4 separate regions of the Mus musculus genome follow, and regions 2, 3 and 4 are each linked to region 1. A link is a loop called in an ENCODE intact Hi-C map of the cell type or tissue named here. Cell type or tissue: left cerebral cortex. All regions are shown on one strand.

Region 1 (8,000 bases):
TGGATGAGAAGGAGAGTCCTCTAAGGTTTCTACTCATAAGGATATTAATCTTACCTGATAAAGACCTCGTTTTTATATGCTTATGTGACCTTGATCAATTCCTTATTGGTTCTATTTCCAAACACAGTTACATGAAGAGTTAGGGCTTCTCCAAGAAGATAGCAGCTATTAAATGGGAATTACAATACAAAGCATGGGTTACCTCTGGTGTCAAGAAGACCCCAGAAGTCTCCAAGACAATGTAAGCTATTACTGTCGCCCTTGGTTACCCACCATAACTACACAGTAAGATACGTTTTGCTAAAAATTCCATACATTTAGCTGTAAGACACAGAGAAATGAAACTCAAAACAATAGGTAAATTTCTTGCTGGCTAGCTTCACAGTATTAGAAGGTATTGAGCAGGTTACTGAGGGGGGAGAAAATCAGTGGTCTTACTCAGCACTGGACACTGTATGCTGCAATATCAACCTGCCAGGCAAGTCGTGTCCACTGGTGTACCAGCAGCATGAGTGTTATAGGGTAACTAATCACTTTCTGGTTGGATTAGAGATCTGATCTACAAGAGGGAAATTTTCATACCTGACATAGTAATTACTATCAATAGTCCTTGGATAGGAGGGCATTGTAGGTTCCCTCAGGTATAACCTACTATTTTATTATTTTAATAAATGGTCACTGTCAAATGCCTTCTATATATTTATGTGTATATCCAGAGACCTGGTTGCTCTCAAGCATTGTCAGAGAAGTTTCTTTATGTAGTGGGTACCAGTCAAAAGAGAGATATAACTGCTTAAAATACTGAGACTAAGACACTGAGTATTCAGCTCTAAACAGGGCACCTATATCAAACCACCCTCACCAAAGCCCAAGGGTCATCACAGAAGATAATATGAGTAGAATGTAAGAGATAGAGGATGAGGTTTGGATGCCATGAAATGCTGTTTACTGGATGTAAGACCTGAACCAAATCAAGCCACCCAAAATCCCGTCATAGATGAAATAGCTGACCTCCAGACAGTGGAGAGTTGCTGGGGAAGGGAGACTCATTCTTTTCTAAGGTGTGGCTCATTCTTTTCTAAGGTATTGTTTATGCTGCAGAGGGTGGTTGCACCTATGAATATATTGGCAGCACTAACTAGACTTAGACTATCAGAGGGAGGGGGAGAAACAAAGTTGGGAGGAGCATGTTTAGAAAAGTAATTTGGGGTAAATGAGATCATACTTCATTGAATGCACATATGATATTTTCAAAAATGAAACTCCTTTGCAAAAAAAAGTTATAGCTTCAATACATTGATGGAAGCACAACTCAGTTCCTATCCATGAGTCTGTCTCTGAATTGGGACATCTAACCTCTGGGTTATGAAACAATTGTTTCTGTTATTTTAAGCCTCCCAGGTTGTATTAATAGTACTTTTGCTGACAACCCCCAAAAAACTAATACATGAGGCATGCTCATAGCTGCTTTGGTGTGAGGTATCTGTTTTGTACGTGTCAGGAGTTAAATTTACCACTGGGCACAATTCAACCCACATCCCAAGCAAAATCATCAAGGATTTCTTTTCTTCAACTCTCAGCTTCACTTTCCTCTATATGATGGAATTCTCAGATCAACTCTCCTTCCTGGTGATCCCTGGGAAATTCTTCTTTATATTGTATTGTCTTAACAGTCCCAGCAAAAATAACAAACTTTGGTACCATGAGATCATCTCCTTCCTCAAAAGTCCAAAACTACCTAGTCTGAATTTCATTGGCCCAGTTATATGTCCATCCCTAAACCAATCACTGTAGCTGGAAAGAAGCAATATTTATATAAACAGAAAGTGGAAATGGGTGGGAATCTGACTTTGGTACCAAAACAAACTCCAAAGAGCTGCAAAGGCATAAATCATGAAATTTCAGCAAACTGAAGTTTATAAACATCTATGAAATTCTCAGAAGAATATGAAATTCTCCTAGGAAGAATTATGGGTTGTAATGACAAACAACAGATTCAATTAAACAGGATTGGTTTACTCAAACAGAAAGTAAATTTTCTACTGTATTCCAATTTGGTAAAAAAAAAAAAAAAAAAAAAAAAAAATTTAAAAATAAAATAGAGGCTAGGAATAAGATGTAGGAGGCATGAGGCAGAGAAATCCAGCCAAGATTCTGTCTGTGTTCTACCAGCCAAAGAACAGACAACAGAGATATCTTCATGGCCTCTGCATATGGACAGGAGATGAGGCTGTGCCTTCCAACTCCCACCCTCTCACTCCCTCATCCCCCTACCCTCACCCCAACTTAGAATCGTTCCCAAAGAAATAGGGTGCCTAATGTTAGCAAAGAGAAAATTTCATGATCATTCTTTCTACTTAAGGATAATGAGAAAAGCCTGAATCATTCAGGAACCCAAGGTCAAGGTGAGTGAGGCATGGCTTCTTTAGAAACAACCATCAGTCAAGTCAGAGTAATGAAATCAAGCCTATCAACATGCCATTCACATTGTCAGAGGGAAGCAAGGCAAGCTCCTCTGTGAGTGAGAGGTGTCAGGAAGGGAGTAATGTCGTTTCAACTGGTGCTGAAAGCCAAGAATTAAGGTCTGAAGAGACTTCAGGGAAATGACATCCTGAGTGCATGCAAAAATAATAATAGTAAAATAAAGGCAGGCAATAAATAAGATATATTTTTTTAAAAAAATGTTTCTTCAAGCCACATCTCAGTACCTCAAAGATTATCTTTTAAAACAGCTGTTGCTCAACAACTACTTATGGCCTGAAATAAAGGAAAACACTCCCACGCCAACTTTACACTCGAAATAGAAGCTACAAAGACACAAAAATACCCAGGCCGCTATGGCAGCCTGATTCCAGGCTTTTTATGGAACAAAAAGCCATTTGGGCTCTCGAAGACCTCCCTCCTCCTCTCCCTGACTATTGTCCCGTCTCTCCCAAGCACACACTGCTGAGCTGGCAGCAGGGAACAGAGGAGAGCAGCCATCTGGAGCTGGAGCCAGCCTCCTGTTCCTCTGCACCCAGGCAAGCAGGTTCTTTCCAGGGACAGTGGCAATAAAATAAAAACTCTCACTACTGTGTGCTGAGCAATTGACACGGTGAGAGGTAGTCTGCAGCTTCTTGAAGGTCAAATCCTTTACAAACACCTACTAGGTGGGTAATCTGCTCGTTCTGCCTTCCTAGGTGAAGAAACTGTGGCAGAATGTTCATGCTCTTTCTCTCCAGCTATACAAAATAAGTGACTGAAATCTCTGTGTTCTCTTAGCTTGTGGAGGCTGGTCGGGGAGGAGTAGGAATGGACGAAGGTAAGGAATGAATAGTTATACTAAGCCAAATTCTGGACTAAGCAAGCTACAGAAAATCAAAACAGTCCAAATTTATGTAAACACAAGAGTGTGCTTAATCATAGGAGCTATATACAGTTTAAAAATTATTAATATAATCAGCGATATTTGTCTTATCAAAGAAAAATAAATCCACCCTGTAGCACAAGCCCAGTTCATTTAAATCTTTTTTTTCTTTTTTTTCTTTTTTTTTTTTTTTTTTTTTTTTTTTTTTTTTTTTTTGTTTTTCGAGACAGGGTTTCTCTTTATAGCTCTGGCTGTCCTGGTCTCACTTTGTAGACCAGGCTGGCCTCGAACTCAGAAATCCGCCTGCCTCTGCCTCCCGAGTGCTGGGATTAAAGGCGTGCTCCACCACACCCGGCAAAAGTTGTTTTTTTTTTTTTTTTTTTTTTAAAGATTTATTTATGTATGTGAGTACACTGTGGCTTTCTTCAGAGACACCACAAGAGGGCAACAGATCCCATTATAGATAGTTGTGAGCCACCGTGTGGTTGCTGGGAATTGAACCCAAGACCTCTGGAAGAGCAGTCAGTACTCTTGGTTAAGTACTCTGGGCCACCTCTCCTGACCTCCATTTAAATCTTTTAACCCCTTGACATGGACACCATTACTGCCCTCTGTTGGTAAAGTGAGGAATCACAAGGTCCCATCAGTTAAATGATTTACTTGGTGTTTAGGCTCAACCATACTGTGCATGCCTTCAAATAGTACACTAACCATAATATTGCCATTGTTGTTAGTGTGATAGAAATAATATAAGTGATTGTTTTCTTAGGGGGGTGAGGTTTGATATTTAGAGGCAGTCCATGTGACTTTGGATTTCAACTACAACATACAGTTGTATTATCATAGATAGGTAAGTCAGTCTCTCTGTGCATATTCATTTATTTATAAAAGAAAGGGAATAATAGTGTTTCTTTCACAAAATTATTAAGAATATTGAAATGAGAGCATCAGCTATAAGTGTTTAAAGAAATGCCTGGAAAAAATACATTAAATAAAATCCTGTTGCTACTGCTAATCTTTTTGAAAAAGAGAATAGAGTTACAGGGCATATGTTATGTACCCAAGACTACACAGGGAGAGGAAAACTAGAAAGAGGTTTTCGGACCTGTGCTGACCAATAGAGAAGGTAAAGTACAGAGAGGACCAGGGCTTCTTCTCACAGCCTTCAGAGGGCCACTTCAGACAAGCCTAGAGAAATGGTAGATCAGACATAGCTCTAAAAGTTTACTGAGGGCCTCTGGTAAATCCTGGAAAGTTACAGCCGTTGACCCCATTACCACAAGCATGTATACCTGTGCAATGAAAAAAGTTTACCAAAAAGGTTTCCTCAGATATTTCTAGACCTCCTTGTACACTAGCCAGAGAATCTCCAAAAAAGAATCCTACCTTGCATAACACATCTCAAACTCATTCCCCTTGCACTGATTTAGACAGAAGCTTCCAAAGTGATCAAAACCATACTCTCGCTCCCGTCTCTGACTGACCATGTGAAGTACAGAAGTGTAATGTTTTAGTAAAGTTTAGAGGACTTGTAGTGTGGGGAGCCTCATAGAAATCAAAGGATGCAGATGGAGTCTATTGGGAGAGTGCTTACCTGCCACACGGGAGACCCTAGATGCTGAAAGGAAAAATCATTTGATGGGACTTTGTCAGAATCATCCACTATAAAAGAGACCAGGACAGACTGGCCCATGGGAGTAATTCTACCTGAGAACTCTGATTGCACTAAACTCCTTCCATCTCCCATGCATCCTAAAAATAATTCTGGAATGATTAAAAATTTAAAACTGTTCGAAGTAGCTGCATGTAAAAAGCAATCTACACAGAGGAGACTGGAAAAGAACATATCATGTATTAGTTATGGGAAGAAATGCTGGAAGATTTGTGGGAAGCCACATGTGCCGTTGCTGAGTGGCACTGACTACTGCTGGCCACCATGCATAAGATTGGACAAACAACCAATGTGTACATATGCAGTAAAGTTTTTTGCAAAAACACTGCCTGGCCCAGGCATGATAATGAGGTTCTGTAAGGTACTGAGAGTATAACCAATCGGATGTGAGACATGCAAATGAGGTATGATAATGAGGCTCAGTGAGGTACTGAGAGAGAGTAGCCAATCAGATGAGGAACATGCAAATGAGGCTTAGTGCATAACCAATCAGGGTATGAGACACGCCTCTCCTAGGCCTATAAAAGCAGCACCAGCTCTGGGCAAAAAGTCTTTTCGCCTCTGCAATCAAGCTCTCCCAATAAACGTGTGCAGAAGGATCCTGTTGCAGCGTCGTTCTTGCTGGTCGAGTCGAGCGCGCGCAAGAAAGATTAATGTGTTTTTTTCCCTCTGTCTCATCTATGTTTTGTATTTTCCAACTTTTATATAATGCATATTCTGTGTAATGGTAAACCTTGGGAAGAAAGTCTTGTGCTTCATACATATATTTTTACATTTTATATCATGATGCTAAGTTTAAAATATTAAATAACTAAGCATTTCCAAACTTATTTATTTTTACTTATTATTGTGTGGATGTGAGGACACACACACATGTGCCACATGTTTGTAGAGATCAAAGGACAACTTTATGGAGTTCCTTTTGTCCATCTGCCTTCACATGGGTCCCAGGGTCAAACACAGGTCATCGGGCATCCACACTGAGCACGTGCCCACCAAGCCATCTCACTGGCGAATCCCAAACTACTTATTTTCAACAAAATAATGTATCAGTGGAGAGAAAAGAAACGTTTCCTTGGGCTGGTGAGATGGCTCAGTGGGTAAGAGCACCCGACTGCTCTTCCGAAGGTCCAGAGTTCAAATCCCAGCAACCACATGGTGGCTCATAACCATCCGTAACAAGATCTGGTGCCCTCTTCTGGAGTGTCTGAAGACAGCTACAGTGTACTTACATATAATAAATAAATCTTTAAAAAAAAAAAAAAACGTTTCCTTGAAAACCAACTGAAGTCAAGATAGTGTGTGTGTGAAGATTTACAGGCATGGTCCTAAAATTTCTTAACTGACACCGTTGAAGAGGAGACGGAGTAAAGGACAGACTCTGAGTGACTCATTTGGAATGTTCTCAGAGCTCAAATGCTTTTATCAGAACAGTGTTGGGAAGGAGATCAGGAAGACTGAGCATGCCTGCATCCTGGGACTGTGATAACAGAGCAGCAGTGACCCAGTCCTGCAGCTGTCTAGCACCAGCCCATTTTTAAAGCCCATTCATAATAATTAGCGACTGGAAAAAGCCCAAATGGGCAACAATAGGAAAATGGCTAAACAAACAGTGGTGGATTAACTCAGATGGAATACTTCATAACGAGAAACAATAGTGGACTTGCAGATTGAGCTGATTCTGGAAATGTTTACATGGCCTCATGTTAACAGAGAAAAAGTGAAATACAAATTACTGACTTGGGAATTTAACAGGGCCTTTTAAAAGCCTATCACATTAGCATCTTAGAAAAGACAGAGGAATTAAGACTTTATTGTTCATTAGAGAAAAGAGCTGACGTAAATTCTGGCTCCTCTGGGAACTAAAGAGGAAATCTCCTATATGTGGAGATAACAGCTTTCTGTCCTCTGGACCTAGGAAAGTGAAAAATTAATGTACCTGCCCTAAGCAGGGTGCTTTTTTCAGGCAAACACATGTACAACTTACAGTACCTATTGTCTTCTTAAGGGACTCCTTTCCTGTCTACTTCTATTCAGTCATATAATCCTTACTTTTTTTTTCTTTTCTTCCTAATTAAACATTAAGTCTGAACACTTTAAATACAACTGAGCTCATCAGAATGGTATTCCAAACCACTCCCACTTTAGTCTCAGCTTGCATTAAACGTTGTATGCTAACTTCACAATTGTCGGAGTTAAAACTGAAATGTTTTCTACCTTCTGTGGAAATCAAATAAACTGAGAGTCAGGCGCTGGGTTCAGAGCTTCTACTCCAGCAGTCTTGACTTTGTTCTGTATTTCTTAGACATGCAGTAAATCCTGACACATTATCTATTCTCAATAGGTATTGATCATACAGATAACAGCAATAAGTAATGATACAGAAGAGAAACGTTTTTAAAAGTAAAGCAGAGCTTACCTAGAAAGAAGCCTTTGGTGCCCACCCACAGCCATTCTGATTGTCCTTGACATGACATTTTTAGTCCTGTCACAAGTGATGCTACAGATGGCTACATTGTCACATAATCAACCCCAAAAATTCTACAGTGGAACTTACATAGCTGGAAAACACCTCCAGTGAAGTGGCTGGATATAAAATTAATTCAAAAACATCAGTAGCCCTCTTATATACAAACAATAAATAGAATGAAAAAAAATTAAGGAAACATCATCCTTCAAAGGAGCCACAAAAAATATATAAGATACCATGGTGTAACTCTAACCAAGAAATTAAAAGACCTGTATGACAAGAACTTCAAGTCTCTGAAGAAAGAAATTGAGGATGATATCAGAAGATGGGAAGTTCTCCCATGCTCTTGAATCAGTAAGATTAACGTAGTGAAAATGGCCATCTTAACAAAAGCAATCTACAGATTCAATGCAAGCCCCGTTGAAATTCCAATACTTTACAGCCGTTGAAAGAGCAATTCTCAACTTTATAAGGAGAAACAGAAAACCTTGGATAGCTAGTGCAATCCTAAA
Region 2 (8,000 bases), 280 kb before region 1:
TAATTGGCTTGATTTAATCCTTCTTCAATATAAACACATTTTAAAAATTATACCACCATCACCCAGCAGCCTTGACAGGAAGCCACTGAAGAGAACTCATGATAAGGGTTCCTGTGGTCCTCCTAGGTATCACACCCTGACACATCAAGTCCCTGTGAGGCTAGGTACATCCTCTTCCACTGAGACCAGACAAGGCAGCCTAGCTAGAAGAACATATCCCACAGACAGTCAACAGCTATTGGGATAGCCCTCATTCCAGTTGTTCAGGACCCACATTTTCCCTGTAATTCTTTAAGGGTTTTTTGTGTTTCCTTTTTAAGGGATTCTAGCTGTTTAACCTGTGTTCACGTGTATTTCTTTAAGGGAGTCCAAAGTTCACAGTCTCATCTGATATTCATCCAATCACTTAACTGTAATCCCCAAAGCAAGACTGGAAACCAGTTGGCCAAATTCCAAACTGTGTCTCTATGTTATATGTCAAAGTGGTCTTCCAATCTTTACCTCCTTTTTCAGTCCTCGGCCATTAACTACAACTGAGGCTGCACCTTCACCAATGACCTTCCCTAGCCTCTCACAGTGCCGAGCCTCAGCTGCTCTCCATGACCCCCTTGTACCTTCAAAACCAGTACCACATAGGTGATTCTCACACATTACCAAGTATAGCTGAAGCATGAGGTACAACCTTGGCTATCTTTGGGACACAGCTTCTTTGTGCTCTCAAGAAACAATTCCCAGAAGATTTCACCTCAATGATGCTTGTCTCTTCTTAATCGTTGCTAATTTCTTAGCTCCAGCTAACCAGTACCAATTGTCCCAGTAGTCCCCTCTATTTTTGACCTGTGCCTGTGCCACCTTGCCTAGGACTAAGCTCTTCGTGGCTACTATGCCTCCAGATCCAGATCAAAAGCTTGTGTCTTTCATTTTCGATTGTAGCTCAGTCCAGAGTAAAAGTCCAAGTTAAAACAATAATCAAGTAACAACACCATCTAATATGATATAACCATTCCTTGTCCAATGGCAACGGCATAAACAATAAGTTTAGCTGGGTAAGATCTCTCCTCCACCCCCAAATCACCACTCTCTTAATCTGTTTATCTCCTTGAACACATAACTCAGCTTCATTTCACTTCCTGGTCCCTCTTTATTATTTGAACCACACATTTTATATTTTTGCTTTCTAAGCTTGCTATGTTTATGCAAAATGTTCTTCGTGAGACTTAACCAGAGAGCAGAGTCTCTGTTGGGCTTGAGACTTCCTTTGTCAATGCAATTAATATAAATCTCTTCACCTTAGCCTCAGATAGACTCTTCAGACATTCTTCACCAAAATGTTATAAGAACAGCTTCTCAGACACATGCTAAAATTCTTCTCCCCTGAAACCTCTATAGGCAGGCTTCCCCATTTCAAATCACCCTCAGCAACAATCTTCCATATTCCTACTAGGATAGCCCACTAAGCTCCTCTTAAAGCATCCCACTGCACTCCAAATCCAACGTCCCCAAACCCACATTCTTCCAATCAAAAGCATGGTCAGACCTATCACAGCAATGCCCTCCTTTTGGTACCAACTTACTGTCTTAGGGTTTTACTGCTGTGAAGACACAGCATGACCATGGCAACTCTTACAAAGATCAACATTTAATTGGCGCTTGCTTACAAGTTCAAAGGTTTAGTCCATTATCATTATGCCAGGAAGCATGGCAGCATCCAGGCAGACATTTTTCTGGAGGAAATAAAAGTTTTACCTCTTGTTCTGAAAGCAACTAGGAGAAGACTGTCTTCCAGGCAGCTAGGATGAGGGTCTTAAAGCCCACACCCACACTGACACACCTACTCCAACAAGGCCACACTTTCAAAGAATGCCGCTCCCTGGGCCAAGCATACTCAAACCACCAATACCAATGTGTGTGTGTGTGTGTGTGTGTGTGTGTGTGTGTGTGTGTGTGTGTGTGTGTGTGCACATGTTATGTTGTCTTGGTGGAACTGAGCAACAAGAGAGGTTCTAGGAGGTAGGATGGGTCCCAGCCAGGTCTTCAAAATTTGAGGAAATGTTTTCAGGTTTTCTCCAGTGACTATGATACTAAGAGTTTGTCATACAAGGTCTCTGTTATCCTGACATTTAACTACTCCACACCCAACCTGTTGAACATTTGAAATTGTGAAGCAACACTGGATTTCCTCAAATGTCTTTTCTATTTTGCTATATGCAGTTTTGACATTTGCTTCACTGTTGTGGGGAATCATGTCTACTTATTTATTTTGTAGTATTTTCATATCTTATGTCAAAATCTCACTTGACCAAGTGAGTGATTCTTTTTATTTGCTATGGGGCTTGGTTTGCTAGTATTTTGTTGGGAGTTCTTGCCTGTCTTCACCAGTAATATTAGTGAACATTTGAAATTTTGAAATTTGAATTTTTTCAGAATTATGAGTGGTTTTGCTACCATAATTGCTTCGCAACGTGAGATTAAAATTAATCTCTTTCTCTCCTCATCTCCTTGGTTCCTAAGATGTGTAGGGTAAAATCATTTTTATACTCATTTGAAAATGATGTCAGCCCAAATTTATGGTCCTGCCCTGGAATATTTAAAACCCTGCTCTTACAAAGGATACTTTGAACTAAGCTTTATGGTGTGAGCTTTCTAAAAGAACGCATTGTGCTTATGGAGAAAAAAGAAGACTTTGCTAAAAAAATATTATCAGACTTCTAGATATTATAAATGCTCTTAATTTCTGGTCAGAAGCTTGAAGAAGCTATTATGAAAGATCAGAGACAAATAATCTGAATGAGAAGTGTGTGACTAGAACTATATAGGCACATATACTTTTCAATTTCAAATCAATGTCAATCCATATCACTCTTAGCAGAAATCATGGGATGGGGTTGACAGGATGACTTAAGCAGGTGACAGCAACTGGCTTCTGCCCTCAGCCTCCTCAATGCTATCACAATGACTCTATTATCGGGGTAACTGTAGATGCAGGGTGAGGCTTCATATAAACATATGCTCCGGTGCTCATTCTCTTCAAGGCAAATCAATTTTCTGAGACTGATGACACTAAACAGCTATTTTGTCAATAAAAGAGTGATCCAGGCACAATGGTAAGGCCTTATCCTATGAGAAAACTAACCATGCGCATGGTGTTAGGTTTATTTATTTCATTTGCCACCACACATAATAGGAAAACAACCATTTTATTTTATTGGCATTAACACAAATGCCAGGCCTGGTTCATACTCTCCCAGCCTTCAGCTGTCATTAAATCTGAAACCTCACAAAGTATGTAAAGTATCATCATAGTATTCCACCTAAAAACAACCTCAGACCAGAGACAAGAAGATAACAGCAAGGGGATTAGTGTAAACAGCCTAGAAAGTGAAATATCTACAGCACAAACATAAAGATCTGAGTTCAGAACCCCAATATCCAGGTAAAAAGGCACTCAGAGTGGCATGCACCTATAACCCTAACACTGTGGAGGGGAAGACAGCTATATCCCTCCAGCTCGCTAGCCAGTCTGTCTAGCTTTGGTGTTAGTGAAAGACATTTTCTCAAAACACAGTGAAGCAAGGTTGGAGACACCCAGTGCACTTGCTCATGTGCATGTGCACATGAACGAGTGCACACACGCACACGCGCACACAACACACACACACACAAAAGAGAAACAGATACATGAGCAGGAACCTAATACACTCTGATTCAGGACACATGTACAGAAGCCACTGGCAAACTAAATGCTAAAATGGCTCATAAATAGCATTAGTGTCATTATTTGGGATAACAGAATGATTAGGACAGTTTCCCACGGTGAAACTGTCACTATGTTGGCTTGATATCCAGAGATGGAAATAGAAGTAACCTGTCTCACAATTACTTGAAATGTCTACATGAAACTGAAGAAGAACGAAGACCAAAGTGTGGACACTTTGCCCCTTCTTAGAATTGGAAACAATCACCCATGGAAGGAGTTACAGAGACAAAGTTTGGAGCTGAGACAAAAGGATGGACCATCTAGAGACTGCCATATCCAGGGATCCATCCCATAACTAGCCTCCAAACGATGACACCATTGCATACACTAGCAAGCGTTGGCTGAAAGGACCCTGATATAGCTGTCTCTTGTGAGACTAGGCCGGGGCCTAGCAAACACAGAAGTGGATGCTCACAGTCAGCTATTGGATGGATCACAGGGCCCCCAATGGAGGAGCCAGAGAAAGTACCCAAGGAGCTAAAGAGATCTGCAACCCTGTAGGTGGAACAACATTATGAACTAACCAGTACCCCGGAGCTCTTGACTCTAGCAGCATATGTATCAAAAGATGGCCTAGTCAGCCATCACTGGAAAGAGAGGCCCATTGGACTTGCAAACTTTATATGCCCCAGTACAGGGGAATGCCAGGGCCAAAAAAATGGGAATGGGTGGGTAGGGAAGTGGGGCGGAGGGTATGGGGGACTTTTGGGATAGCACTCTAAATGTAATTGAGGAAAATACGTAATAATAAAAAATATTTAAAAAAAAAAGAGGGGATAGTTCCAGTCCCTTCGAATTTAGATGGATGAATCTTGCATTTTCTGCTTAACAGTTATCACTGGCACCTCCGTGGAAGTCCTAGAGTGTCCAGTAGTTAACAATCCCCAAGTGCTTCCATAAGGGAATGACTGATGAGACCTGATGTACATTCATCCCAACCCTCCTTTTTCAATAGGTTTATTCCGAGATGTTTCAAGCTGTCAACAGACACTAAACCTCAGTTACGTGGTAGCAGTTACTTTTATTAATCACCTTTCCCATTTGTCATTTCCTCAGTACTGTGCCTCCGTTTACCTCCTGAGCACATTATTCAAAGGAATCATCATCTCAGGCTCTAAGAAATGCAAACTGGGAATCCCACCTTTGCAGCAGCCTTTGAAAGCTTGCTATGTAATTACAACTAATGACCAGAAGGTGGCAACGCATCCACACACAAAGAGATCTCAATGGCCTGCCTGCTTCAAATCACAGCGGAAACATGAAATTCAATCACCAATATTCAGACCATGACACAGATCTCTTTTTCCTAACTATAAATACCCTGATTATGAATTTTACTAATATCTTTAAAATAAGATTTCTAAAATGTTGAAATTTTATATCCATAATAACAACAAACTCATTGTTCGTTGGTTTGCAGAGATATCATCTCATGATAATATTTGCACATAAAAATATTATCATAAAATATTATCTCAGCACCCATGAATCCAATTTCTCACAAGAAGCTAGAGTATGTTTCTGAAACTCTAGTTAGGCCCTAGACTATAGTTCTCCAAACTAAATATTTTTGTGAGATCCTTTAGTCACCATTTAATTTCTGTTTATGTTACCTATAGGTCATGAGACTTACCTTTCCATGATCAAGCTGCTACCTCAGACGACACTCAGCTGATTTGCATTAGATATTTTATTTGTTTCCTCTGCAAAAAATGCAAATACCCACCTACTTCACAGTCTGCATGAAGCAATTTTTGTGTAATCTCTCTCCAACTCGTAAGAACAGTCAGATGATATCAGAATGAATGTCAAGGTCAGTTTGTGAAGTATAGTCCAAAAGGAAGTAAACTTGGTCTAATATTGCTCTGTGCCAAATAAAATGTCAACTAAAAATGTCACACATTTTTTTCCCAATCAAATGTGACATATGGATCCTTATGCCACAACTCTCTTTCCTTTTGTCAAGAGAAGGAAAAGTGGTTAATCTGAACAAGTTCACAGAAATCCTGTCCCTTCCTAGTCAGGTATCTTCAGTTGATTGACTTATTCATAGACATAGAAGACATTTAACAAGAGAGCAGGCCACGGTTAATAGAATCTAACTTCTCACTTTTACAAACAAGGAAGTGAACTTTTCATATACTTCTCCCAACCCATGATCACGTGGCTGTTTGGTGGCAGAGTTCCCGGTTGTCACAGTGAACTAAATATAAATTATATAAGATGTACTTGCTCATAAAGTGGATCCCAACTTATATTAGATAAGTGTGCACGATTCTTAACAGGTTCTAACATCATCAGCTAATGGTCACAAAGGTCCATAGATACTGTTTGAAGTTACTGTGAAATTATCCAGGCCTCCTCCTTTAACTTCTGTGTGACTCACCTGCTGTCTGTCAGTTTCTGACATTGTGTTTAAAATAACATTGCTTACCGTGGGATTTTATCCACTTGTTACATTTCGAATGTGAATGTGTCTGTGAGATATTTTACCAATCACTCAATTTTTAAGTAGCTCTTTAAAGCAAAAGTATGTTTTATGTCAAGAGATATTTATAATCGGTTAGTTTTCTGGTTTCTTTTATGATGTGATTAATGAATGTTAATCTTTTATGATGTGATTAATGAATGCTCTTGTGGAAGAATTTCTGGAAGGGGGACCAGTCCAGCTGTTTCTATATGTTTCACAAAATATCAAACAACAGGATGTGATGTATCATAGCATATTTGTAAATGGTAGGATGGGTAAATGGTTCAGTGGCTAAAAGCAAGGAACTGAATTCAGGGCCCCCATATCTATGTAAAAAAGCAAAATTCGAGCAATTCCAGGTGTGAGAAGACTCAGGATGATCCCTGCAGTCACTAGCGGGGCAGTGTAGGCAAAACACTGAGCTCCCGGTTCAGTGAGAGACACTGGGTCAAAACACAAGGCAAACAAACAAACAGACAAACACCAAAAAATAGAAAGTGGCGAGGCAAGACATCCAACTGTGACCTCAGCATCACACACACACACATACACACACACACACACACACACACACACAGAGAGAGAGAGAGAGAGAGAGAGAGAAATAAGCTTGCTGTGAGTATTTGTATGTTTATACATACAGCTAGTCCTTCCCCCAAATTCAAGGAGGACAATTAAAGAGTAAGCAGTTAAAGGAATCATGGGGAAAATATGTTCATCTCCTACCTTTCCCCTATTTCAGTGTTGCTCTTTTAGCCCTATGGAGGGATCAGAAGGTTTCTGAGTTCTTCTTGGCTACTCCGGTCCTTAGCTGATATTAATACCCACCCTTACCATTGAGGCTGGATTTGAGAGTGATAAACACTGGCACATCACACTGAAGTTGACTACTATTGTCTCTCCCAGTTATGTTTTTCTCTTGGGCACTAGGAGGAGAATTATCTCCCAGTCCTTCACCAATAGCCTACTTTGATTCTTAACCGTAGTTAAGACTGAATACTACGACCCTTAGCTACTAAGGTAGACTGTAAAGCTTTCAGGACAGCACTATAATTTGGAAATGTAATTGAGGAAAATACATAATAAAAAATTACCCAACATAAATAAAAAAGAACTTCAAGTCTCTAAAGAAAGAAATTAAAGAAGATCTCAGAAGATGGAAAGATCCCCCATGCTCATGGATTGGCAGGATCAATATAATAAAAATGGCTATCTTGCCAAAAGCAATCTACAGACTCAATGCAATCCCCTCAAAATTCCAACTCAATTCTTCAATGAATTAGAAAGGCCAATCTCCAGATTCATCTGGAATAACAAAACACCTAGGATAGCAAAAACTCTTCTCAAGGATAAAAGAACCTCTGGTGGAATCACCATGCCCAACCTAAAGCTGTACTACAGAGCAATTGTGATAAAAATTTCATGGTATTGGTATAGCAACAGAGAAGTAGACCAATGGAATAGAATTGAAGACCCAGAGATGAACCCACACACCTATGGTCACTTGATCTTTGACAAAAGAGCTAAAATCATCCAGTGGAAAAAAGACAGGAAAAAGACACCGTCAATAAGACTAAAAGGCCACCAACAGATTGGGAAAGGATCTTTACCTATCCTAAATCAGATAGAGAACTAATATCCAATATATATAAAGAACTCAAGAAGGTGGACTCCAGAAAATCAAATAACCCCATTAAAAAATGGGATTCAGATACAAACGCTGAAACCATTGCATACACTAGCAAGATTTTATCGAAAGGACCCAGATGTAGC
Region 3 (8,000 bases), 140 kb before region 1:
ATATCCTATTTGTCTCCAATAGAGATAAATTTAAATGAAGTCATCTTAAAAATTTAAATATCCACTTTTAAAGACATATGAATCTCTTTTGTTTATATAAGTCACTATAAACTATAGAAACTCAATGGGAATTCCTGTTGAACCAAAGAACCCTTTAGTCAAAAATCAGCCATTAGCAGAAAAGCTGTAGTACCATATTGTACCTCATATCAGTGATCTGAACGTATGTTCAGGCTCTTGAACCATCCAAGCTGGCCAGAAGAAACTCCTAGACCTAGTAAGCTACATGGAAATTGAACCATGCAGTTTTTAATCACAATTGCTCTGTAGTATAGCTTAAGGTCAGGAATGGTGAAGCCCGGAGATGGTTTTATTGTTGAGAATAGTTTTTGTTATCCTGAGTTTTTTGTTATTCCAGATGAATTTGGAAATTGCTCTTTCTAAATCTATGAAAAATTGAGTTGGAATTTTGATGGGGATTGCATGGAATCTGTTGATTGCTTTTGGCAAGATGGCATTTTTACTATATTAATCCTGCCAATCCATGAGCATGGGAGGTCTTTCCATCCTCTGAGATCTTTGATTTCTTTCTTCAGAGACTTGAAGTTCTTATCATACAGATCTTTCACTTCCTTAGTTAGAGTCACACCAAGGTATTTTTTTCTATTTTTTATTAGATATTTTCTTTATTTACATTTCAAATGTTATACCCTTTCCTAGTTTGCCCTCTGAAAATCCCCTATCCCCTCTTCCCTCCCCCTTCTCCCCAACCTACCCACTCCCATTTTTGGCCATGGCAGTCCCCTATATTGAGGCATAGAACCTTTACAGGACCTAGGGCCTCTCCTCCTATTGCTGACCAACTAGGCCATCCTCTGCTACATATGCAGCTAGTGCCACCAGTCCCACCATGTGTTTTCTTTGATTGATGGTTTAGTCACAAGGAGCTCTGGGGATACTGGTTAGTTCATACTAATGCTCTTATGGAGCTGCAAACCCCTCAACTCCTTACACCAAGGTATTTTATATTATTTGTGACTATTGTGAAGGGTGTTTTTTCCCTAATTTCTTTCTCAGCCTGTTTATCCTTTGTGTAGAGAAAGGCCACTGATTTATTTGAGGTAATTTTATATCCTACTACTTTGCTGAAGTTGTTTATCAGATTTAGGAGTTCTCTTATGGAATGTTTGGGGTCACTTATGTATACTATCATATCATCTGCTAATAGTGATAGTTTGACTTCTTCCTTTCCAATTTGTATGCCTTTGAATTCCTTTTGTTGTCTGATTGATCTAGCTAGGACTTCAAGTACTATACTGAATAGGTAGAGAGAGAGTGGGTAGCCTTGTCTAGTCCCTGATTTTAGTCGAATTGCTTCAAGTTTCTCTCCATTTATTTTGATGTTGGCTACTAGTTTGCTGTAGATTGCTTTGATTATGTTTAGGTATGTGCCTTGAATTCCTGATCTTTCCAAGACTTTTATCATGAACGGGTGTTGGATTTTTTTCGAATGCTTTCTCAGCATCTAATGAAATGATCATGTGGTTTTTTTCCCCCTTTGAGTTTGTTTACACAGTGGATTAGGTTGATGGATTTCCATATGTTGAACCTGAGATGCTCCAGGGCATATCCTGCTACCCTAATCTAGCTGCATGCTGTCCCCTGAGCTTCATGACAACTACTCTGCTGGCTTCCACCAGTCCTACCTCAAAAGGAACATCCAGGCCTGACACACCAAGAACTTGTAGTCCAAGGTTGCCCACCAGAAGCCTGCTGCATGGAGAACATTCAGATTAGGCCCGCCTTCTGGATATCTGCTACACCAGGAACATCCAGGGATAACCAGATAGCTAAAGACCAGCATGAGAACACAAATAGTGAGAGCTAGGGCAATTTGAAAACTTCAGAGCACAGCTGTCCCACTACAGCCAGTCCTGGATACTCTTACACACCCAAAGAGCAAGAAAATGACCTTAAATCCAACCTTAAAAAGCTGATAGATGCCAGGCATGGTGGCACACGCCTTTAATCCCAACAGCACTGGGGAGCAGAGGTAGGTGGATTTCTGAGTTCGAGACCAGCCTGGTCTACAAAGTGAGTTCCAGGACAGCCAGGGCTATACAGAGAAACTCTGTCTCGAAAAAAAAACCCAAAAAACAAAAAACAAAAACAAACAAACAAACAAAAAAGCTGATAGATGCTTTTAAAGAAAAAACTAATAAATCCCTTAAAGAAACACAGAAAAATACAATTAAACAGGTGAAGGAAATAAATAAAACCATTTAAGACATGAAAATTGAAATAAAAGTAATAAAGAAAACAGAATATGAGGGTGACTATTCACAAAAGCTGTACCCCTGGAGCTCTCTGTACAACTTGGATATAGCTTACTAGATCAAGGAGTCCATGAAAAGAGTAGAATATAGAATTTGAGTGAGCTGCAGGGGTCAAGGACACCACAAGAAGACCTACAGAGTCAACTAACCTGGGTTCATGGGGGCTCCGGGGGACTGAACCACCAACCAAAGAGCATGCTGTGGCTGGACCTTGTCCCCCTACATTTGTAGCAGATGTGTAGCTTGGACTTAATGTGGCTCCCTTTACAATTAGAGTTGGGGCTGTCTTGGACTGTTTTCTGACACTGGATCCCCTTCCCTTAACTGGACTACCTTGTTTGGCTTCAGTGGATGAGGATGTGCTTAGGCCTGCAACTGGATGTCCCAGGGTGGAGTGGTACCCAAAGAGTAGGAGTGGGAGGGGGTTCAGCTTCTCTGAGGAGAAGGAGAGGAAATAATAAAGGGAGGAAGAATTTGTAAGAGTGGTACTAGGAGTAGAGGAGAGATGGAGAGTGGGGCTGTGATCAGGATGTAAAATAAATAAATTAAAAAAAAAAGAAATTGCAGTTATTGGGTGTACATAAGGTTGTAAGATACTCTAATGAATGAGGATTATGGCCTTTTAAACTACATTAAAAAACAAACAAAAAACAAAAAACAATACTCTATTCCCCTCTCTTCTCTTCCTTTGCTGCTGAAGTTACCATGGGAAATTTTCAGTCTGCATTTCTGAAGTTAACCCCTGCCAGAACCTAATCAATTTGATGTCCTAATTTCAGTCTTTTACTCTCCAAATCTGTGAAGAACAAATTTCTGTTGCTTAGAAACAACCTAGGCTATAGTAGCTTGTTATAGCAGCCCAGACTCTCTGAAATTTTTACACAGAGTGAAGGGCATCTGTTTCAAGTATTTAAAAATAGGAAAGCAGCTTTGGGTGTGGGTAGTGAATAGATGCTGGATGGAATTTTTGAGGTGCTGCTTGAAAAAGTAAAATGATTCACACCAGGACTGATAGAGATATGGAGAAATTTTATTTATTCTTGGAGCTTAAGGAATCATGTATTGGTAGAAAAATGATGGCAATGATGTTCGTGAAGAAATGACTCAATGTGATTTTGAAAGAGAGAGTTTTAAGCCCTAAAGTATTTAGAGGGCAATATATCAGTCTAATTGAATTTATTCCCCAGACATAGGATAGCAGAACTCACTTCCCTGATTCAATACTTTCTTTGGGTCCATTGCCTCTTTCTTTCTTTCTTTCTTTCTTTCTTTCTTTCTTTCTTTCTTTCTTTCTTTCTTTCTTTCTTTCTTTAAATTTTTTTATTAGATATTTTCTTTATTTACATTTTAAAATGTTAAAGGCTTTCCTGGTTTCCCCTCCAAAACCCCCATCCCCTCCCCCTCCTCCTGCTCACCAACCCACCCACCCCTACTTCCTGGCCCTGGCATTCCCCTATACTGGAACATAGAACCTTCACAGGACCAAGGGCAACTCCTCCCATTGATAACCTACTAGGCCATCCTCTGCTACATATGCAGCTAGAGCCATGGGTCCCACAATGTGTTTTCTTTTGTTGGTGGTTTAGTCCCTGGGAGCTCTGGTGGTACTGGTCAGTTCATATTGTTGTTCTCCTATGGGGCTGCAAACCCCTTCAGCTCCTGGGGTCCTTTCTCTAGCTCCTACATTGGGGGACCCTGTGCTCCATCCAAGGGGTGACTGTGAGCATCTGCTTCTGTATTTGTCAGGCACTGGCAGAGCTTCTCAGGAGTCAGCTATATCAGGCTCCTATCAGCAAGCACTTGTTAGCATCCATAATAGTGTCTGGGTTTAGTGATTGTTTATGGGATGTATCCCAAGATGAGGCTGTCTATAGATGGTCATTCCTTCAGTCTCTGCTCCACACTTTGCCTCTGTAAATCCTTCCATGGGTATTTTGTTCCCCCTTCTAAGAAGGATCAAAGTATCCACACTTTGGTCTTCCTTCTTCATGAGTTTCATGTGATTTTTGAATTGTATCTTGGGTATTCTGAGCGTCTGGGCTAATATCCACTTATCAGTGAGTGCATATCACGTGTGTTATTTTGTGATTGGGTTATCTCACTCAGTTTGATATCCTCCAGATCCATCCATTTGCCTAAGAATTTCATAAATTCGTTATTTTTAATAGCTGCGTAGTACTCCATTGTGTAAATGTACCACATTTTCTGTATCCATTCTTCTGTTGAGAGACACCTGGGCTCTTTCCAGCTTCTGGTTGTTATAAATAAGGCTGCTATGAACATAGTGGAGCATGTGTCCTTATTACAGGTTAGAATATCTTCTGGGTATACACCCAGGAGTGGTATTTCTGGATCCTCTGGTAGTACTATGTCAAGTTTTCTAAAGAACTGCCAGACTGATTTCCAGAGTGGTTGTACAAGCCTGCACTCCCACCAACAATGGAGGAGTGTTCCTCTTCCTCCACATCCTCGCCAGCATCTGCAGTCACCTGAATTTTTGATCTTAGCCATTCTGACTGGTGTGAGGTGGAATCTCAGGGTTGTTTTGATTTGCATTTCCCTGATTATTAAGGATTTTGAACATTTTTAGGTGCTTCTCAGCCATTCAGCATTCCTCAGGTGAGAATTCTTTGTTTAGCTCGGTACCCCACATTTTAATAGGGTTATTTGATTTTCTGGAGTCCATCTTCTTGAGTTCTTTATATATATTGGATATTAGTCCTCTATCTGATTTAGGATAGGTAAAGATCCTTTCCCAATCAGTTGGTGGCCTTTTTGTCTTATTGACAGTGTCTTTTGCCTTACAGAAGCTTTGCAATTTTATGAGGTCCCATTTGTCAATTCTCGATCTTACAGCACAAGCCATTGCTGCTCTGTTCAAGAATTTTTCTCCTGTGCTGATATCTTCAAGGTTTTTCCCAAAATTTTTCCTCTATAAGTTTCAGTGGCTCTGGTTTTATGTGGATTTCCTTGATCCACATAGACTTGTCCTTGGTCTACCTGTCTGTTGCTGTACCAGTATCATGCAGTTTTTATCACAATTACTCTGTAATTCAGCTTGAGTTCAGGCATGGTGATTCCACCAGAGGTTCTTTTATTGTTGAGAAAGTGGGGAAAAGCCTTGAAGATACTGTCAATGAGACAAAAGGGCCACCAACAGATTGGGAAAGGAGTACTACTCAGCTATTAAAAACAATGAATTTATGAAATTCTTGGGCAAATGGATGTATCTGGAGGATATTATCCTGAGTGAGGTAACCCAATCACAAAAGAAGTCACTTGATATGCACTCACTGATAAGTGGATATTAGCCCAGAAACTTAGAATATCCAAGATACAATTTGCAAAACACAAGAAAATCAAAAAGAAGGAAGACCAAAGCATGGATACTCCATTCCTTAGAATAGGGAACAAAATACCCATGGAAGGAGTTACAGAGTCAAAGTTTGGAGCTGAGACGAAAGGATGAACCATCCAGAGACTGCCCCACCGAAGATCCATCCCATAATCAGCCACCAAATGCAGACACTATTGCATATGCCAGCAAGATTTTGCTGAAAGGACCCTGATATAGCTGTCTCTGGTGAGGCTATGCCAGTGCCTGGCAAATACAGAAGTGGATGCTCATAATCATCTATTGGATGGAACACAGGGCCACTAATGGAGGAGCTAGAGAAAGTTCCCAAGGAGCACAAGGGGTCTGCTACCCTGTAGGTAGAACAATAATATGAACTAACCAGTACCCCCAGAGCTCATGTCTCTAGCTGCATATGTAGCAGAAGATGGCCTAGTTGGCCATCATTGGGAAGAGAGGCCCCTTGGTCTTGTATACTTTATATGTCCCAGTACAGGGGAATTCCAGGGCCAGGAAGCAGGAGTGGGTGCGTTGGGGAGCAGGGCGGGTGGAAGTTATAGGGGACTTTCCAGATAGCATTTGAAATGTAAATGAAGAAAATATCTAATAAAAAATTGAAAAAAAAAGGTTACATTAACTTACTTTCAGATGTATACAAATTGTCTATACTTTGTTTCTCATCATTTATATATTATTGGTATTACAAATTATATATTTTATATTGTTTGTAATGGCACAGTTTTAATATTTATTTATTTATTTATTTATTTATTTATTTATTTATTTTATGTATATGAGTACACTGTAGCTGTCTTTAGACACACCAGAAGAGCCACCATGTGGTTGCTGGGAATTGAACTCAGGACCTCTGGAAGAACAGTCAGTGCTCTTAACTGCTGAGCCATTTCTCCAGCCTGACTTATTTTATAGTTATAATTATTTTATACTTTTTAAGGCATTCTAGAATGAAACATGAATTAAAAGTGATTGAAGTACCACTGTTTCAGTATTAAAGTATTATTCCAATTTGCTTTGTTTTTCTGTTGCTTTCAGTTGCAAATGAAGACATCTTTTGCTTCGTTTCAAATGAAGACATCTTTTAACATTGATTTTGTAATGTATGTCTAAGTGTGATAACCCTCCTCTATTTTATGAGAATAAAAGGATATCTTTTTTGGAGACTCCTTTTTCTGGGGGGTGGGGGGGATCACAGGCTTGCAGGCCCACAGGTGGAACAAGCTCTAGTCAGAGACAGCAAGACTAGCTAACATCTGAAAACCAGATGGCAAGAGGCAAAGGAAAGAGCATACGCAACAGAAACCAAGGCTACATGACATCATCAGAACCCAGTTCTCCCACCACAGCAAGTCCTGGATATCCCACTGAAAATGCAAGACTCTCATTTAAAAACACACCTTGTGACTATGATAGAGGACTCTAAGAAGGACATAAATAACTCCCTTAAAGAAATACAGGAGAACATGGGTAAACAGCTAGAAGCCCTTAAAGAAGAAAGAGAAAAATCTGTTAAGGGATTATAGAAAAACACAACCAAACAGGTGAAGTATTTGAACAAAACCATACAGGATCTAAAAATGGAGCTAGAAACAATAAAGAAATCACAAAGGGAGAGAACTCTGAAGACAAAAAACCTAGGAAAGAGATCAGGAGTCATAGATGCAAGCATCACCAACAGAATACAAGACATAGAAGAGAGAATCTCAGATGAGAAGATACAAAGAAAACATTGACACAACAATCAAAGAAAACACAAAATCCCAAAAGGTCCTAACCCAAAACATCCAGGAAATTCAGGACACAATGAAAAGACCAAACCTAAGAATAGTAGGTATAGAAGAGAATGAAGATTCCCTGCTTAAAGGGCCAGCATATAAACAAAATTATAGAAGAAAACTTCTCTAACCTAAAGAAAGAGATGACCATGAACATACAAGAAGTCTACAGAACTCTAAATAGATTGAGCCAGAAAAGAAATTCCTCCTGTCACATAATAATCAAAACACCAAATGCACAAAACAAAAGAAGAATATTAAAAGCAGTAAGTGAAAAAGGCCAAGTAACATAGAAAGACAGAACTATCAGAATCACACCAGAATTCTCACCAGAGACTATGAAAGCTAGATGTCATACTAGAGGAGTTATTTTTTAAAAAGTGCTACAGCCTGTGAGGGGCTGGGACAGCTCTACTGCTCTCACCCTCTCAGGAATGACTCACCTGTGCTTTTGCCATTAGGGCCACCTCTACTGTGCTGCCCAAGTGAGGTGCAGGGGCTGCCTTCCAAGTATTC
Region 4 (8,000 bases), 130 kb before region 1:
ACTCCCCACAGAGGAAAAAACACTCAAGAGAGACTTGGTAGGCAATCAGCGATCTCCGGCTCCAGTCAGTGAATTGGAGCAACTCCGGTGTAAGTAAGACAAAGCAAGCCCAGGCTCACCACCAGTTACAACACATCTTCAGTGTGTGAAGGAACTGACAAAGCAAAGGACCTTTGTCAGAGTCCAGCATGGCTCACAAAAGCAGGAGGGGGCTTTCCATCACTGGTGATGAAACAAAATGCTTAGGGCTTAGAGGAAGTGGGTGGGTTGGGGAACAAGGCAGGGGGAGAGTATAGGGGACTTTCGAGATAGCATTTGAAATGTAAATGAAGAAAATATCTAATAAAAATAATCTAAATGTCTGGGAAATGAAATTAACATGAGAGCAAATATGTCATTTTCCAACCAGTTGACACTATATGCCTTTAATACATTTTGAGAGTTCTTTATGTAGCTTGGCTATGATTCTTTTTTCAGCAATGAGTTATGAACATCTTTTCTCCCATGGAGTTTGCCTTTTCAGACTCTTTGTTTTTGTTAGTTGAATATTTTCATTAGGCTCGATTTACTTATTTATACCTATTAATCTATACTGCCCAGTTTTTCTCAATTGTTACATCTTATACAACATGATGAAACTTTTGCATATAATGTCTAAGAACTCTCTGCTATGTTCTCTGATTTCAATATTTTACCTTATATTATTTTACTAAAAAGTAATAGCTTACTTGGGTGATGTGAACATGCCTCTAATCCCAGCAATTGGAAGTCAGAGGCAGGCTGATCTCTGAGTTCAAAGACAGCCTGGCCTACAGAGTGAGTTCCAAGGCTACACAAAGAAACCATGTCTTGAAAAAAAAAATCACGTCTCTTGTGTTAGCTTTAAATATATGATCTATTTTGAGTTTGCTTTGATTTATGATGTAAATTTCATATTACATGATTTTTACCCTGAAATGATCAAGCATTCTGCATCCTACTGAATGGCGTTTGCATTTTTTGTAAAAATCAATGGGCTAGACCTATGTATACTGTTTTCTGGCTTCCTCTACTCTTCATCTGTGTTTCAGCTCATCCACCAATAGCACAGTGTGTACTTCTACAATGCACAGATAAATCTTGACAACAAGGTTATTACCTCATTATACTTTATTCTTTGGGAAGTCTTGCTTAGGTAGTATAACAACTTTTCCCTTCCATATAAATTAGAGAATAGTCTCTCATATATCTAGAAAAAAATCTGACAGATTGGGAATTATGTCTATTATGTATCAATTTCAGACAGATTAACATCTCATTATGCTAAGCTTTTTAGACCACATAGTTTGTCTCTGTATGTAGATCTTTGGTTTCATTCATCTGTGCTTTCTGAGTTTCTTCATACTAATCCTACACAGATATGACTACATTTATACCTAAGTATTCTACTTTAGTGACTCAAAAGGAGACTTTTAATTTCATCTCCCATCTTCCAATACTAGTATGCAGGGAGCTGATTTCTTTATAGTCATCTTGTGTTCTGAAGCTTTGCTGGAGTAACTTGTGAACTCTAGATGAGGGTAGATTCCTTGGGATCTTCTGAATTGTTTATGTCACCTACAAATATACACATGTGTATTGTTCCTAACATGTATGAATTTGATTCCTCTTCTTCCTTCATTTTACTAACTTGAATTTCCATAAGCATAAGGAATGGCATTGACGGTAATGTGTTTCTCCAAGAAGGCAAATATTCATATTTGTAGATGTTCTTCATCAAATACAAAATATCCCTTCTATTCATACAAGTTAAACTTTTTAAAAAAATTTTAATATTTTTTATTACGTATTTTCCTCAATTACATTTCCAATGCTATCCCAAAAGTCCCCCATACCCTCCCCCACACTACAAAATGTTTAGATTTATAGGTGAGATGTTTTTCTTTTTTTTTTTCCTTTTCCATTTTTTATTAGGTATTTATTTCATTTACATTTCCAATGCTATACCAAAAGTCCCCCATACCCACCCACCCCCACTCCCCTACCCACCCACTCCCCCTTTTTGGCCCTGGCGTTCCCCTGTACTGGGGCATATAAAGTTTGCATGTCCAATGGGCCTCTCTTTCCAGTGATGGCCGACTAGGCCATCTTTTGATACATACACAGCTAGAGTCAAGAGCTCCGGGGTACTGGTTAGTTCATATTGTTGTTCCACCTATAGGGTTGCAGATCTCTTTAGCTCCTTGGGTACTTTCTCTAGCTCCTCCATTGGGAGCCCTGTGATCCATCCAATAGCTGACTGTGAGGAGGCTGAACTTTTTAAAAGTCATGACCATGTATTGAATAATGAGAAATGCATCTTTGAAAGTTATCCGACATATTAGGAACTAGGTTTTTTTCATACTATTTGTATAGGGCTTTTTTTCTATTATCCATTTATCTTCAATTATTCTACTGATAAATAAATATCCATTGAATATATTTATCATAAATTCATAATCCATTGGTCTGTTGATCATCTAGACTGCTTCCATTTTTGCTGTTATGAATATGAGAACAATAAGCATGGATGTGTAAGTTTATCTATGACGACATACGTAGTTCTCTAAGTGTGTGTTCTGGAATGATCTAAATACATATTTCAGTAATTCTACTTCATTATTATTTTTGAGTTAATATAATTTCAACATTTCTTTCTTCCATTTCCTCCCTCTAATCCTGTATATCATTCAAATTCATGACCCCTTTTTTCACTAACTGTTATTGAATGCATATGTGTATGTGTATACAGATGTTTTATAAATACAACCTGCTCAGTTCATATATTGTTACTTATATGTATGGTTTCAAGGCTGGCTCTTTGGCTCTGGACAACCAATTGCTGTGAACTTCCCTGGGAATACCACTCCTAGCTTTCCTTCATTAGCTATAGTTCTTTGCATAGGGTTTAGGCCTTATGGTCTTTGCTCTTTCTACTTTGGCATGTACATTGGTGTCATTCTTGTTCAGCTCCTATTTAGGCAATCATGTTGGTAAGACTTTATGGGTGTCACTTCTGGTGTGACTATGAGACTCAGTCTCACATCAAAGTCCCTGTTCTTCTGGCTCTTAGAAGCTGTCTGCTCTTCTGCTGCACTATTCCTTGAGCCTTCAGAGCAGGCATGTTTTGTAGATGTATACATTGTCACTGTCCACACACTGCATTTTGATTGGTTTTGGTTTTCAAAACTCTCCATACAGATTTACAAAATGTCATTACTATGTTACACTCACACAAGCAGTAAATAAGGGTCCTCTTTCCCTACTCTTTGGCATTATTTGTTCTCTCTCTTTTCTTGATGCCCGTTCTTTCTACAATGAGATGGAATCTCATAGCAGTTTTAATTTGTATTTCTTTGATAGCTAGGTATATTCAAAACTTTTAAAGTGTATTGACAACTTTTATTTCTTCTAAGAACATCTGTTATAATTATTAGCACATTTGTTACTTAGAAGTTTAGGAGTCTTAATGTTTAGTATTTTAAGTTCTTTATATATTCTATATATTGACCCTTGTCAACACATAGATATAACTGAGTGTGCTTAGGTACCCTTGTCAGTACATAGGTACAACTGAAGGTTTTTTTCCTATTTCCTGTCTGTTTACTCTGCTCATAGTCTCCTTTGCCATATAGAAGCTTATTAATTTCATGTTGCCACATTAGTTAGTTCTTCTGGATACTTCTTGTTCTACTGGAATTATATTCAGAGAGTTCTTGTGAATACTTAAATATTGAAGCATTTTGTCCATTTTCTCAAGCTTAGCATTTGTGGCGTCAATGTTCTTTGATCTACTTATATGACATTGTGCAGCATGCAAAATATGAATCTAATTTTACTTTTAATACAGGTAGGCACCCAGTTTTGTCTGTACAATTTGTTGAATGGACTTTCTTTTCCAAAAAGTTTTGACACCTTTATCAAAAATCAGATGATCATGACTTCATGGGTCTATCCCTTGGTTCTATGTTCTATTGGTCTATGATTCTATCTATCCCTCTGTTCTGTGTTCTATTGGTCTATGCTTCTGTCTATTCCTCATTTCTATTGTCTATTGGTCTATCCTTCTGTCTATCCCTCGGTTCTAGGTTCTTTTGGTTTATGCTTGTTTCTTCCTCAGTTCTATGTTCTATTGGTCTATGCTTCTGTTTCTTCCTCGGTTCTGTGTTCTATTGATCTATTCCATGATTCTACGTTCTATTGGTCTGTGCTTCTATCTCCTCCTTGCTTCTATGCTTCTGTTTTTGTGCTGTCCCAGGCTTTTTGTCACTATGGTTCCATGGTGAGGTCAGGTGTGATAATACCACCAGATGTGTCCTTTCTACTTATGATTTCTTTGGCCGTAGTTGGCTTTTGTGTTCTTGGATGAATTTTGTTTTTCCTGCTACTGTGAATGACATAATTAGAATTTTGGTGGGTGTTGTGTTGAGTCTATAGAAAATCTTTGGTAATATAGACTTTTCACAAATTAGTTCTACCAATCCAGGAGTATGGAATATTGTTCTATATCTAGCATATTCTTGAGTTTCTTCCCACCTTGCCTTAAAGTTTTCATTTCCATGCTTACATTTATTCCTAGATACAGTTTAATCTATTGTGAATGATTATTTTTCCTGTTTGATTTTTAAAATTTCAGTGTGCATATATAAAGACTACTAATTTTGTATGTTGAGTTTGTATCCTGCAATTTTAGTGAAAGTGCTTACTGAAATGATTTTCTGGTAGAGTCTGTGTGGTCTTTTGAGTATAGAGCACATTATCTGTAAATAGGGATATTTTTACTTTTTTAAAGAAAAATAATGGCTCAAGTACATTAATTTATAGAGACTTCATTTCAAATATATATATATGTATATATATATATATATATAAGACTCTGAAAATTGACAAATATTATGAGTGCTTGTTAGAAAAAGTCAACTACTATAAAATTAATAAAAATGGAACAGACTTAATATATTAAAAATTAAATTACTGAGATTTTCTTCTTTGTCCCTCCTTTTCTTAGTGTTCTCAGAATTTTCAGTGACAATGATACAATACAATGAGACTGAAGTCAAGGGCTTCTATCTCCTGGGATTTGGAGTCCAACATGATATTCAGTGTTTCCTCTTCATTGTGTTTCTTATCATTTACATGACATCCATGGTGGGTAACACTGGGATGATTCTTCTAATCCACACTGACTCCAGACTTCAGACCCCCATGTACTTCTTCCTACAACATCTGGCCTTTGTTGATATCTGTTATACATCTGCTATTACTCCCAAGATGCTACAAACCTTTGTAGTAGAAGACAGATACATATCATTTGGAGGATGTGTAGTGCAATTACTGATCTACGCAATCTTTGCTACTTGTGACTGTTATCTCCTGGCAGCTATGGCAGTGGACCGCTATGTAGCCATCTGCAAACCACTTCGTTATCCCATACTCATGTCCCGAAAAGTCTGCATCCAGATGGTAGCTGGCTCCTATCTCATTGGATCAATAAATTCTTCAGTACACACAGGCTTTACATTTTCATTGTCATACTGTAAATCTAATCACATCAATCACTTTTTCTGTGATGTGCCCCCAATTATTAGCCTTTCCTGCTCCAACATTGAGACCAATATCAAGATTCTTGTTATCTTTGTTGGATTTAACCTGATATTCACTGTGCTGGTTGTTATCTTCTCCTACATGTACATCATGGCTGCCATCTTAAAGATGTCCTCTACTGCAGGGAGGAAGAAAACCTTCTCCACGTGTGCCTCCCACCTGACAGCAGTCACCATCTTCTATGGAACCCTTGCTTACATGTACTTACAGCCTCATTCGGACAATTCCGAGGAGAATATGAAAGTGGCCTCTGTGTTTTATGGCATTGTGATTCCCATGCTGAATCCTCTGATCTACAGCCTGAGAAACAAGGAGGTCAAAGATGCTATAAAATTGACAAAGAAAAAGTTATTTAGATTTGACACACAATAATAAAAATTCACCATGTCAAATAATTAGTATAACTGTTCAGCTATAGCATAATAATTATGAAATTTGAAGTCGTGAGTTCTTAAATGGTGACTGCACCTATTAATGCATCTAACCATATAATATATGAAATATTCAATTACTTCTCCTGAACATATTTAGAACTCATAGTTTGAAATTTATGTTTCACACTGTCATGAAGAGGACTTTATGAGGATTATTTTAGATATTGAAAAATATACTTTTAAAAATATTCTTTATGAAATACTCTTTCAAATATTTTAAGTACTTTAAAGTAGTGGTTCTGAGCCTGAGGGTAGTGAACCTTTCAGGGATTGTATATCACATATTTGCATTACAATTTATAACAGTAGCAAAATTACAGTTATTAAGTAACAACAAAATAATAAACTGTACTAAAATGAGAACCATTTCTTTAATCTCTAGAAATATATTTTACTGTATATAGTAAACATTAACATTTAGATTCATTTTTATCTCCTACCTGAATATAGATTCATAAATTGTTTACCATGGGGTCTTTTGTAAATTCTATTCAAATTACTTCAGTAATCTGAATATGAAATAAATATATTTATTTTTAAATGTCTTACAATTCAACCTGTCCCTCCCATCTCACGTTCTCATCATTATTACATTCCTTAGCACTTTATACTTATTTTTTCACTTAGTACCTTCTGTATTTTTCAATCTACCTTAATCTTCCCTATTAACTGCTTTCTATTTTTATCCCAAGCGAGATAATCTAGAGAGAGATGGCACTAAAAATATAACCTTAATCATTCATTTACAAAAATTATACACATCAATTTTATGCAGACAAACTGCTTTAGAATAGACAAAACAGAAACCTACTGCTTTGTAGTGTGCCAAGAAACTGGCTTCAGATACTGCATTGTATGAAGTGCCATACTGGCACTCAAGTCTCTCTGCTGACAGTTCTCTTATTAACAGAAAAAAAGGGGGGGGCAAAGAAAATCAGTGGCCTTTCTCTACACAAAGGATAAACAGGCTGAGAAAGAAATTAGGGAAGCAACACCCTTCACAATAGTCACAAAAAATATAAAATACCTTGGCATGATTCTAACTACGGAAGTGAAAGATCTATATGATAATAACTCCAACTCTCTGAAGAAAGAAATCAAAGGAGATCTCAGAAGATGGAAATATCTCCCATGCTCATGGATTGGCAGGATTAATATAGTCAAAATGGCTATATTGCTGAAAACAATCTACAGATTCAGTGTAATCCCCATCAAAATTCCAACTCAATTCTTCACCTAGTTAGAAAGGGCAATTTGCAAATTCGTTTGAAATAACAAAAAACCTAGGATATAAAAAATTATTCTCAACAATAAAAGAACCTCTGGTAGAATCACCATGCCTGACCGCAAGCTGTACTACAGAGTAATTGTGATAAAAACTGCATGATACTAGTACAATGACAGACAGGTAGATCAATGGAATAGAATTGAAGACCAAGAAATGAGCCCACATACCTATGGGCACTTGATCTTTGAAAAGGAACTAAAACCATCCAGTAAAATTAAGACAGCTTTTTCAATAAATGGTGCTGGCTCAACTAGCAGTTATCATGTAGAAGAATGTGAATTGATCCATTCTTATCTCCTTGTACAAAGCTCAAGTCTAAGTGGATCAAGGAACTCCACATAAAACCAGAGACACTAAAATTTAAGAGGAGAAAGTGGGGAAAAGCCTCGAAGATAGGGGCACAGTGGAAAAATTCCTGAACAGAACATCAATGTCTTGTGCTGTAAGATGGAGAATTGACAAATTGCAAAGATTCTGTAAGGCAAAAGACACTGTGAATAAGGCAAAAAGCCACCAACAGATTGGGAAAGGATCTTTACCAATCCTAAATCAGATAGGGGACTAATATCCAATATATATAAAGAATTCAAGAAAGTAGACTCCAGAAAATCAAATAACCCCACTAAAAAATGGGGCTCAGAGCTAAACAAAGAATT

What was found. A loop is a pair of places that touch in the nucleus more often than their neighbours do. Peaks named below come from ENCODE experiments on the same cell type or tissue, not always from the same donor. Only the 100,000 strongest peaks of a DNase experiment are listed, where the experiment ranks them.
Region 2: a loop joins it to region 1, with 2.5 times the contacts of the local background. A loop is called at or near these places in 9 of 42 quality-filtered maps.
Region 3: it touches region 1 in a loop (14-fold over the local background); 6 of 42 quality-filtered maps call a loop at or near these places.
Region 4: a loop joins it to region 1, with 2.1 times the contacts of the local background. A loop is called at or near these places in 6 of 42 quality-filtered maps.

The regions. Positions count from the first base shown.
Region 1 is chr2:85,279,766-85,287,765 of GRCm38, reverse strand. No RefSeq gene overlaps it. Among named protein-coding and RNA genes, the nearest start is that of Olfr987, 48 kb to the left of the region's middle. In left cerebral cortex, a CTCF peak has its summit at 3,910 (motif pointing left); DNase peaks (open chromatin) are centred at 2,221, 2,513 and 2,901; H3K27ac peaks cover 1,227 bases.
Region 2 is chr2:85,558,336-85,566,335 of GRCm38, reverse strand. No RefSeq gene overlaps it. Among named protein-coding and RNA genes, the nearest start is that of Olfr996, 17 kb to the left of the region's middle. In left cerebral cortex, a CTCF peak has its summit at 4,940 (motif pointing right); DNase peaks (open chromatin) are centred at 4,946 and 5,894.
Region 3 is chr2:85,421,327-85,429,326 of GRCm38, reverse strand. No RefSeq gene overlaps it. Among named protein-coding and RNA genes, the nearest start is that of Gm23716, 5.2 kb to the right of the region's middle. In left cerebral cortex, no CTCF peak of the experiment used is centred here; a DNase peak (open chromatin) is centred at 3,241; H3K27ac peaks cover 675 bases.
Region 4 is chr2:85,411,927-85,419,926 of GRCm38, reverse strand. Olfr993 (olfactory receptor 993) reads left to right here and starts at 5,050. Exons shown (of 1, transcript NM_146435.1): 1 at 5,050-5,994. The coding sequence starts at 5,050. The coding sequence ends at 5,994. In left cerebral cortex, no CTCF peak of the experiment used is centred here; no DNase peak of the experiment used is centred here.